2 separate regions of the Homo sapiens genome follow, and region 2 is linked to region 1. A link is a contact called in ENCODE Hi-C data. All regions are on one chromosome and are shown on one strand. Each heading gives the region's core, a stretch centred on a gene start or an enhancer-like site at or near the end of the contact. The rest is flanking DNA. Distances are from core to core; before and after follow the strand shown.

The links. Hi-C counts contacts between places; a loop is a spot of excess contacts on that map.
Region 2: a loop to region 1 is called in a map with no recorded cell type, with 3 times the contacts of the local background. The contact joins the promoter of SOX5-AS1 here to the promoter of SOX5 in region 1. A Hi-C loop is called at or near these places in 1 of 37 single-sample maps with no recorded cell type.

The regions. Positions count from the first base shown.
Region 1 is chr12:23,946,693-23,952,195 of GRCh38, reverse strand. It overlaps SOX5 (SRY-box transcription factor 5), which reads left to right and starts at 2,526. Exons shown (of 15, transcript NM_006940.6): 1 at 2,526-2,632. The coding sequence starts at 2,595.
Region 2 is chr12:24,220,989-24,226,491 of GRCh38, reverse strand. It overlaps SOX5-AS1 (SOX5 antisense RNA 1), which reads right to left and starts at 3,221. Exons shown (of 5, transcript NR_120472.1): 1 at 3,169-3,221. It also overlaps a transcript of SOX5 not described here.

The DNA.
Region 1 (5,503 bases), core at 1,277-3,776:
CTCCACTCCCATGGCTCCCTGTAACTCACCCATCCTCCTTCTTCACTTTTTTTCTCTATTGATATAAGATAAGCAAGATTTTTCCTAGTTAGGAAAAAAATTTTAAATATTTTTAAAAGTGTATATAGCTATGCAGCTACTATACCCTAATTCTCATAACAACCATTAACAAATGAAGAAAAATATAATTTTTGTATACATTATCCATTAGAGTATATTAGATTGTAGGTCCCTTAAGGGCTGAAAAAATAGAGATTTAAAATAAATGCAACAATTTTTTCATTTTTCTGTGTGGGAGTAGGTTGTTGCTGTAACAAAAAATAATTTGAGACTAACAACAAGAAAGAATAGTGAGTAATATTCTTCCCCCCTTCCCCAACTGCTGAAAGTGAAAATCATGTCAGCATCAAGTCATTTTTGCCACATCCCTTGTTAACAGCTTTTTCAGGGTGGGTCATAGTTCTATGTTTTGTTAGTGTCTTAACTCCATAGTGACATGCTTAAATCTTATTCCACATTGATTTTGTAGTGTGTGTGTGTGTATATATATATTTTTAGAACATCTCCTGATGATAGAATTAAATATTAAGTTATTATCAACTTGTCTAAAAATTTATAAGCTTTGAATGAAAAATAAATTTACTAATATAAGTTCATAATTGATTTTTTTCTCTTTGGAATATGTGTATGATGTATCACTGTGAATGTCTAAAAAAGTAAACTTACTGTTTGCCTGTCTCCAGAAAAAAAAGTGGGACCTAATCAAACTGCCGTGGGGTCAACCCTTGTGGTTTTAAAGGCCCTTAATGTTGTCCAGCTGCAAAATAAAAGGAATTGGGAGGGGAAGTTGGAAGGAGTGGAGGGGGTTGGGGGGGAGGAATGTGTGGAAAAGAACAGGGAGTCTGGCTTTTATTTTTTTTTTAAGTGAGTTCAGTGCCAGCCTGGACATTGGCTGTACAGACTATTGAGCCATTGTCTGCTCCATTTCCAGAATAGCCCCCAGTTAATCACTTCGGCTTTGAAGGGAATTTCCTCGTGGAATTCTCCACAGAAAATCTAATCAACTGACCTGCCCTCTCAACAATGGAAGGCTTTTTTTTCCTCTCTTTCCCTTATTGGGGCGGGCTCTGTAATGTAGCCTTTTGTGCAGAATGAACCCTCCCAGTAGGAGTGGAGAGCGTGCGTGAGTGAGTGTGTGTGTGTGTGTGTGTGTGTGTGCATGCGTGTGTGAAGAATGCACACTATCTCCTGTTGGTAAGTGTGTGCTTACTCCCTGACCAGATGCTGCGGTGCACGGGGCAGCCACCATCTCTGCATGCATGTCTGTGTAAGTGTCTCTCTCTCTGTGTGTATGTGCCTCTGTCATTTCGTGTCAAAGGTACATTACCTGATTACCTTTCTCGGCTGCCAGATTTTTATCTAGATAATTGGAACTGCTATGGAGGCTGTGCCTTGCCAGCCAGCTTAGAATCTGTAAAGCCATAGTTTGTCCACCTTGTTATCTGTGGCTGCCTGGGCAGAGGAAATTAAAGAGATCCACAGCCAGGGGGGCGCTTCCTACTCCTGACCTCCCCAGCGATCCCAAACAGGACAGTTTGTTAGTACCGTCTTTTTGTTTTTATGTTTTGATTTCGTTTTGGGTTTTTGTTCGCTCGTGTATGTTATTTTGGCATGTGGATACCTATTCCCCTCCACATCGCACATCGTGTTTTATGGAGTTTAGAGCTGAGGAAACTTTGGTCGGGTTGCCAGGACGTTCGCACCACTTTGCGGAAAGCACGAGCTAACAGTGAGACCGACAGAGTGAGTGACAAGTTGTTTACAGGTTTCCTTGAAGGGGCCTCTGCTATATTTCAATCTGTCAAAGTTGCTTTTCTTCCCTCAGAACAATGCCTGATTGTTGTGTGTGTGTGAGTGTGTGTGTGTGTGTGTGCGTGTATTTCCGTGTGTGAACGGAGAGAGCCTAGAAAAGGGTGAGAAGGAATAACAATTCTTTGTGTAAAAATGCTATTACTAACATTAAATTTTTTGCTTAATTAGTTAATAAATGCAGTTTAATCGAGCTTCTGTTATTATATAGACTAGGTTTTTAATCAGCAGCAAATACGTTTTACAAAATCATACTGTTCTGCGTGTGTATGTGTGTGTGTGAGTTTTATGATTTAGAAGACAGAGTATGGGAGACGTGTTAAATGAGTTGACTTCTCACATTCAGTGATGTCTAGAAGAGAGAATTAAAAGGAAAGGACAGGCACCCTGAGGTTGTCTAGAGCCTTGCAGCCGGAGCGTGTGGCTCCGCGGAGGGGGGAGCAGCCAGACTCCGCTGCTGGAAGTGCACTACCCCTTTAAGAGACTGGTCAAGGAGTCCTAGGAGAGAGAGGAGGGGAAGGAGGGGGGGAGAAAGAGAGAGAGAGAGAGAGAGAGAGAGACAGAGAGAGAGAGGGAGAGAGAGAGAGAGAGAGAGGGAGGGAGGGAGGGGGGGAAGAGACAGAGAGAAAATCAATTGGTTTAGAAGGTTTGGACTCACTTGACAGGTTCAGTTGGAGACGATCATAGGTGGCTGCTGTGACAAAGGGAAATTGTGCTTTTCCAGCATGCTTACTGACCCTGATTTACCTCAGGAGTTTGAAAGGTGAGTACAGTTTTTTCCCCCTAATATATTGAAGTACAACTCTCCCATTTTACAGTAGTCTCTGAATCATTGGAAGATGCTCCCCCAAAACGTGTTTGTTAGAGAAGCCTTTAGCTAGGGCTTCTGCAATCTTGTTAGCTGATTTTTTGTTGTGATTGCCCGGACCAAACTGAACTGATTTGCAAAGTCTCCGAGATTTCTGCTAATGTTTTTAGGTTGCGTCCTATAACAGCAAATTAAATGAACCTTAAGCATCTCTCTCTCTCTCCCCAACTCGCTGCTTCTGTCTTTCTCATTCACTCTCTTACTTTCTTCCTTCATTGATTGTTTTCTCCCCACCTTTTAAAAACGCTTTTGTGCAGAATGTTACCATTTTCAGCATCTCTGTCTCATGTAATTTCTAGGGTGACAGAAGGTTTTAGTGGTGCTTTAAACGGAGGCTATAAGTTCCTATTTGATCCTTCCGTAAAACTTTGGAAGCTGCTCAGTAAAGCACATGACCTTTTGTTGATATAAGAGAGCGTTTTTTCCCCCCAAAGAAAATTTAACATCATCGCTATATTAGATTACTCCCTAAGTGTCAAAAATAGGGGCGAAAAGGGGATAAATGGAGCTGTTCCCTTTCTAAGTTTTAGTGGCCACTTTTTGTGTTAGCTGTCTTGACTGAATTTTAATTTACTGTATTTTCCCCTTTTGCTATGATGGGAATAGTGTATTTGTAATTAAGTTGTTCCTATTTAGAGAAATATCTGCAGCATCCTTTTATTTGATGTTGTTGCAAGTAAAGCAGGGCTTTGAAAGAATTTTAGCCCTCTTAATGTTCCTATAAGTACACATTGCAATTTTTAAATTTGAGTTCTTATCCCAGCATAAGTTCATTTTTTTGAACTATAAATAGAATTTTGTTTGCCATTAAAAAGAATTCAAACTTTGTATTCTGTATGGTGAATTAAAAAAAAAAAAGCTAAAAAAAGCCAGGATGCATGATACCCAGGCTTTTTTTCATTTTCATGAAAGCTACCTTCTGTATAAACATTTGTTGTATCTGACTATGCAATGCAAGCTAGGTGCTAGACCAGCTGGTTAAAAATATGCTAAGTCAAGCTGTTCATCGCTCAAACGACTGAATTTGATATGAAAAGACGAAAAAAGAAAGGACAAAGATTAAAACATTCTAGAAGTGAAGCAATGGAAGAGAAAAAGAGTATTGAGGATAAAGTAACGCTTGAATGTGGTCACATATTAGAAAAGCCAGTATCAAATCAGGGAAGAAAGTAAAATAGCCAACACATATACTTCGGTGCTGTCATCTTTCTTTGATTTCTTCTGTGTTTTTTTTTTTAATAATTAAATTGCATCTTTACTAGATAATTCCAGCGAATGTTTGAGCTTTCTTAACAGTTTTGAATTAAAATTTTCACTTCTATATATTAACTCTTTAATTAGTGAGCTTTTATTTGCAAATATAGCCTTATATCATAGGTAGATGTTGAAGTTATTCATAGTGGAACATACTGTACATTACCTAATGTAGCGATTTGCTAATTTAACACAGTTAAGTTTTCTAGAATGCACAGAGTAGCACTTAAATGATAATATTCTTTAATTCTAATTATACTTTTTGCAAATACAACTCTGAGGCTGATTTGTAAGCCTGTTAACAGATTGTACTTATAAAAAGGTAGTTACATATTAACAGGCTGTAGCCTATTTCTCTATATAGGCAAGCTTCCTGCTGTGAACTTTATTTGTATTTTTTTTTCAATTATCTCTTTTTAAACTAAACTTTTCCCTTTCCTATTCTGATGCTCAAATCTGTTAACATCTTTTTTCCTCCTGGTGGGAATTTCATTTTTTTTTTTCACCCAGAGGCATGCTTTTCTAACTAGCTAATTAAATAAGCAAGTGATAATCAATAGGGTTGTTAGTATGACTATCATATTTAGAAATATTAGTAGCTAAAATAATTCTGAAAAATGTCACACAATATAACGTTCCTTAATAATTTCCCCTGTGGTTGTAATTGGTAATACATACAAAGATCTCAGCAAATCATTACTATTTGTTTACATTGAATTTGTACGGGTGAGTGTCTCTATAGGCACCCATGCATGATACAGTGTATCATGTAGACACAATATTGAATATTTATATTCTTCAAAGGAGGTATTTATGATGTAACTAAACTATCACATATAATTAGATTTTTTGCCTTTTCAACTATTTGCAACTTTCATTGAATAAATAGGTCATTTCTATTGACTGTTAATTTTTATTCTATTGGGTCACTTGCTATAGATGAATTTCCCACTTAAACTTAGAAATCTAAAAGAAGACTTCTAAATTTCTTTGTGAAATAGAGAACTTTGATCTAGAGGACATAATAAATTGCTTAGGGTTCATGTACTGTAAAAGTTTTATGTGATCATTTTTACTAATTTCATTGGTAGAGTCTTGTCCATCTTTTATTCTTCCCAGCCTGTAGACTATTTGAACTTTAAGGAATATTCAGAACTTAAATATCAGGATCAAAATTTGGATTTAGATTTGTATATGTCTATATTATCATCCCTAGAAATGAACATGGTCAGTACTCTCAGACTAATAAGCAGTTGTTAAATAGTTAAGAAGTAGTAACAATTTCATTGTCTGTTAAAAATATGCAGGAGGTAGTGCAAATAGAACAGTGATTCTAAAAGGTAAAGAACTTGAAATATTTTTATTTTCAAGCATTCTTGTGATAAACTGATTATGATTACTGAAAAACACAACTCCAAGGTGGGAAGCAAATGGGTGTATATATTCTAAAAAATTATTTGTAAGGAAAGTCTTCTACATTTTACCGTTTAAAGGAAACATAGCTGGCAACAT
Region 2 (5,503 bases), core at 1,972-4,471, 270 kb before region 1:
CTCAAAATAAATAAATAAATAAATAAAATAATGAGGAAGATCTCTATGCAGTAATATGGAAGACATTTCCAAGAAAGATTCTTAGGTGGAAATTTTAAAGAAAACTTCAAAAGTATATATGGAATGCTGTCTTTTGCATAAGAAAGAAGGGCACATAAGAATAAATACATACATTTGCTTGTTCCTGCAATAATACAGGAAGTATAAGCCTTAATCAAGAAAATAATAATGTATATTGTGTGGGTGTGAATGAATAAAAGGGATGGGGATGGAAGTGAGTCCAGAGTTATCTTACATAGTTTTTTTTTGAACCATGAGAATATTATATATGTTTTAAAAGTAAATTTTGATCGAAGATGAGAACATATCTGAGATGTTAGATATTAACTTGGATGGAAAGCCCAATGGTAATCATTGTTAATGGTACTTCAGGCCAATACTCTCCTAAAGAACAAAGAGAAGTGAAGGGGGAAGCACTTAAGAGATTGATTCCTACTGACTTGTACATATTACTGGTACTATCCCACTATATTTAATACTTAAACTTTACGTTTCTTTGATTCCTACAACTAACAGGAATTCCTTCTCCTTTTCTCCTACCATCCCTTTTGGCGAGAGACGAGAATAAATGGAACTATTAATCATTTTTTCTACTTTTACAATTATAATTTGAGTCAGTGATGTGATTTCTTATATATTCTGGGAAGAGGGGATATAGTATCTATGCAAATTATTTGCCAGTTTGTAAGTCATTACAATCATTAAAAATATAACACCATCATAGGAAATATTACTTGCTTCCTAATGAACCATATTGTCTTTCTGCTTTAATTTTTATTTACAACATCAACAATGACAATGAAGTACAGTTTTCTACTAATGTGTAACCAACTCTCCTGAGTGTGTAGCATGTGCTTTTGGTGTTAACTATTTTGGAGACAAGAAATTAGCCATTGTTGAAATTATTTTAAGAAAATGAAATGTAACTCTAAGTGGGGAAAAAAAAAAAAAACCTCTGATAATTGTTAATTTACTCAACTAATGGCTTTTCCTGATGCCCAAAAGTTTTAAAGTTTCAAAGCTTTTTCCAATTTTCTTCCCTAAATGACTTTATTTTTTGGGTTGTTACAGTGCTTTTGTGAAACAAAGATGTGACTATGTGTATCATTGAAAAACTGGCTTGTATTGGACCTCCTTTAAGCACTGAGCTTTTAAAGAAAATTACTGGTAGGCAAGCTGATTTTGGTGATGGGTTAGGTATAACTAGAGATTCATGTTCTCAAATTTTGGTCCTGACATTCCTTTCCACCTGAGCGAAGGAAAGAAAGCGGAGGGTATGTTCGTGTCACAATGAGGTTTATACTTTTGATCTGGGTAGAATTTGTGTTCGATATAACCAAAATGTATGGATACCTACTGTGTGTCTAGCACTTAAGTAATTTCTTTTATCCAATGGCCATATAATTAAATAAGCAAAATTTCACCCAGGGGCGGCAGTCTGAGAATTCAACACACTAAATAGAAAACTAGAAGATGGGAGAATGCTGTGTAAAGAGAGAGTGAGCACCCTGTGTGTTTCTAAAGAGAATGGAAGGAATTTATTCAGCCTATGTAGCCTCTGTGTGGGTAAGGTTTTAGTTATGAGATAAATCAATGATCACAATATTAAATAAGTCATACCATTGCACTTATCAGTGCTCATGCAGTGACATAGTGAAAAAAATAATGAAGTAGAAACATCAGTTCCCTGTATCAAAAGCTATGAGATATAAATACTCCCAGCCAAAGAAGGCAAGATCTGAAATTTTTTAAAAATGTGGATATATAGAATAAATATGCAACCCTCCTGATAATGTTGGCTGATGAAGTGAAATTCACCAACTGTAATTCTGGCACAGAGAGACACACATAGTGCCTGCATACACACACACACCCACACACACACACATACATCCTCAGAATATTCTTAATCATTTGCTATCTTATTTACATTTCATTTGCTAGAGTAAATTCTATCATTTGAACTTTTAAAAAATATATTTCAATATTAAGCAAAAATAAGGAATAATGTGATTGGCTTTCAAATAGCTTATTACCATTCAAATACTCTCTAGATAATTTATATTTAAAAAGGCGAAAAAAAAAAGAAAGAAAAAAAGAAAAAAACTGTGTCAGCTTCCGAAACATTCTAAATGGAGACTTAGCTCTAAGTAATCAAAATTGCTTTAGTTGTGCAGAGCAGCATTAAAAGCCTCGTCCACTAATTGAGTGAAGCGGCACAACTGAAGCAGCCTTGTCCCTCATTAGATGATCTTGCAGGCACTGTTTGTCATCCTGGGTTGCCGGGCTCAATCTAATAGTACTGCTGGCTCAAATTAATGGTAATTCGTTATGACACACTATGTCCTTCCAGCGAAACAACAATGCGAAGCCAGTGGGGCATCTGTCTACCACTGCTGCTTCTTGATCTCTTTCCTTTCCACTTTAGTTCATGCGACCACCTTTGCATAACGCTTCTAAATTCTTTAGCTAACTGGTGATTGGAGATGCCACCTGCCTGAAGAATTGCGTCCAGTTCTCTTCCACTAGTGTCACAGAAAAAGCATCTCTAACAATAGGTCGAGTCAGTCTGAAACGTGATGACATTTTCTAACGGAAGCAAAACTCATTCGTGTGTGTATGTTTTTTTGTTTGTTTGTTTGTTTGTTGTTTTTTGTTTTTGTTTTTGTTTTTGTTTGAGATAGGGTCTCACTCTATTGCCTGAGCTAGAGTGCAGTGGTGTGATCATAGCTCACTGCAGCCTCAACCTTCTGGGCTCAAGCGATCCTCCCACTTCAGCCTCCAGAGTAGCTGGGACTACAGGCACATGCCAACATGCCTGGCTAATTTAAAAATTTTTCAGTATAAAGATGGCCTTGCTACATTGCTCAGGCTGGTCTCAAAATGCTGGCCTCAAGCAATCCTCCTGCCTTGGACTCACAAAGTACTGGGATTACAGGTGTGAGCCACTGTGCCAGGCCTGGGACTTCTTTTGGAATGTAAATACCTCACTTGTATCTAATCATGGGGAATATTAATAAGAAATCTTGAGATACAGTGTTCATGAATGTGATGTAAATCCAAAGACAATGAATATTTTCTGACTCTTTGACTTTGGTTATTCAATACCTTTTGGAGGAAACTTCATGTTTATGTGATGAGCATTGCTGTTCAGAATGCTGCTTTTCTATTCTTAAGTGCAGATAGAATGCTGGAAAATGTTCTAACAGTGATGCAATCAGCCACTTCCTCCTAGCAACTCTAAATTGTGTGTTTGTATCAATCAGTTTATTGTGTTCATTCAAATAATTTCATCTGTCTGGAAGGATGACTCAACTCTACACATGAAGAAACATCTAAATAATATCTGGACATGGCTTTTCATTTGAAATCCTCGAATTACCCATGAATAGAGAAAAGGTCACATGTATTGACCAGTTGACTCTGCAGTTTTGAAAGTGGTGATGCTTAGTCAGTATGGGGTGCCGGACAGTTGTATCACCCACTGTTTTCCCAAGGTTCAGCCTTAGTCTCACTGTAGGGTGTCTATTCCAAGCAATATGGGCACAGTGTGATTTTAACAATGTTAAAAGCTTGCCTACCACCATACCATGTATTGTTTGAAATCCCACAATTAGATTCAGTCCTTTGGGCTATATATTTTTTAAATGTTTCTTAGCATAATCTAATTGCTTGGAAGAGCTAATATATTACAACTAGTTATCAGTAATCATTTATTCATTTACTTATTTCTATTAATCCTATCCCCTCCCAAAACATGCTCTAACAAAATCCTTCAGTTCAGAACTAGTTCCCATTCCCTCATTTTGCGAAATTCTTGCATAAAACCTAGATATATCGCTTTTACATGGTAGTTTGTAACGTGCCTTGATGAACGCCTGCTTTTTCCATTAAATCTGCTCCACCCACATTCAGTCTTCACAATTTCAGCGAATAGTAATTCCATCCTTCTATTTGCTCGTTTTAAGCATGTAGGAGTCATCCTTGACTCCTAGCTTTCACTCATACCCCTGTCCAGTCCACTGGCAAAACCTCCGTGCAGAAAAAAAAATTCCACATTCACCACTGCTACTCTGGCCCAAGACAAAATAAACCATTGCCTGGAATATTAAAATAGACTCTACCCTGACCTACTTTAAGCTTATTCTTAACATAGCCCTGGAAATAAATAGGGACATTTTTGGTGGTCAAAAGACCAGGGCAGTTCTACTGGCATTTCATGGGCCCAGTTTAGAGACACTAAATGGCCTGCCATGTGCTTGGTGGTGGGGGGGAAAAGAGGAGCTGTCCACTCAGAATGCCAATAACAACCTCACTGAGAAATATTGAACCAATTAAAACCTAAGTCACCTGATTTTCCACTTATGCTCAAACCTCCACATTGGCTTTTAATTTTTCTAAGAACAGAAGCCAGTATCCTAACTATGGCCTACAAGGCCTTACACAACCCTTGCCTTCCCCTGGCTTATCTGACCTCACTTCCTATTACTCTTGCATTCACTCACTCCATTGCAGCCACTCTGAAAATACAGTATGCCATCGTGCTATTTACTCTGTATGAAAAGTTCTTTCCCCAATTTACACATCCCTCACCTCCTTACTCATATATCTTCTTTTCTAGTCACCCTGCTTAAAATTGCAGATCCTGCTCTCAGATTCTTGTCTACAAACTGTTTTTGTCTCCAAAGCACTTGTTGCTATTTAATACATTGTGTTGTATTCTTGTCTTTCTTTACTCACCAGACTGTAAGCTGCATGAGAGATTTTTGTCCATTTTGTTCCCTGCTGTGATCACATTGCTTAGAATAGTATCTGGCAGGTAGTAGGTGCTCAGTGGGCAGTTTTTGAGTGAATAAATTTAAACTTATAACAACCTTAGGTAGTATTGCATTAAGAAATGGAGATTTAAAAGCTGAAAGAGGCCAGTAGATTTGTCAAGAGACACTTAACTAGTAAAAAGAAGAATTTACACATGTTCTCATGAATACATTTATTCATCTACTAAGTATTTATTAAACTCTTATTTGAAGTCGGGCTCTGTTTTAAGTGCTGGAGGTAAACCAATGAACAAAATAGACATGGTTATAAAACAAATTAATTTTAGAGATGGCAAGTGCTATATAGGAAAGAAAGGAAAGGAAGAAGGAGGAGTGATGGATAGGGTGGAGGAGGCCTTCATGTCTTGTATTTTTTTCACTATAACCTGACTAGCTCATTTCCATATTAGTAACAATTACTTTATTTAATGCATTAGCAAACACTTGAAAACAAAATGGGGAATTGATACACAGGCATAGTTTGAAGAGGTTATGTGATATATTGGGAAGAAAATGGATTTTGACATCAGGCCATCCTGAGTTAAAATCTCAGCTCTGTCACATGGGACCATAGACAACTAAGTCCAACCCAGTATCCTCATTTGTTAAGTGGAGTTAACCATGGG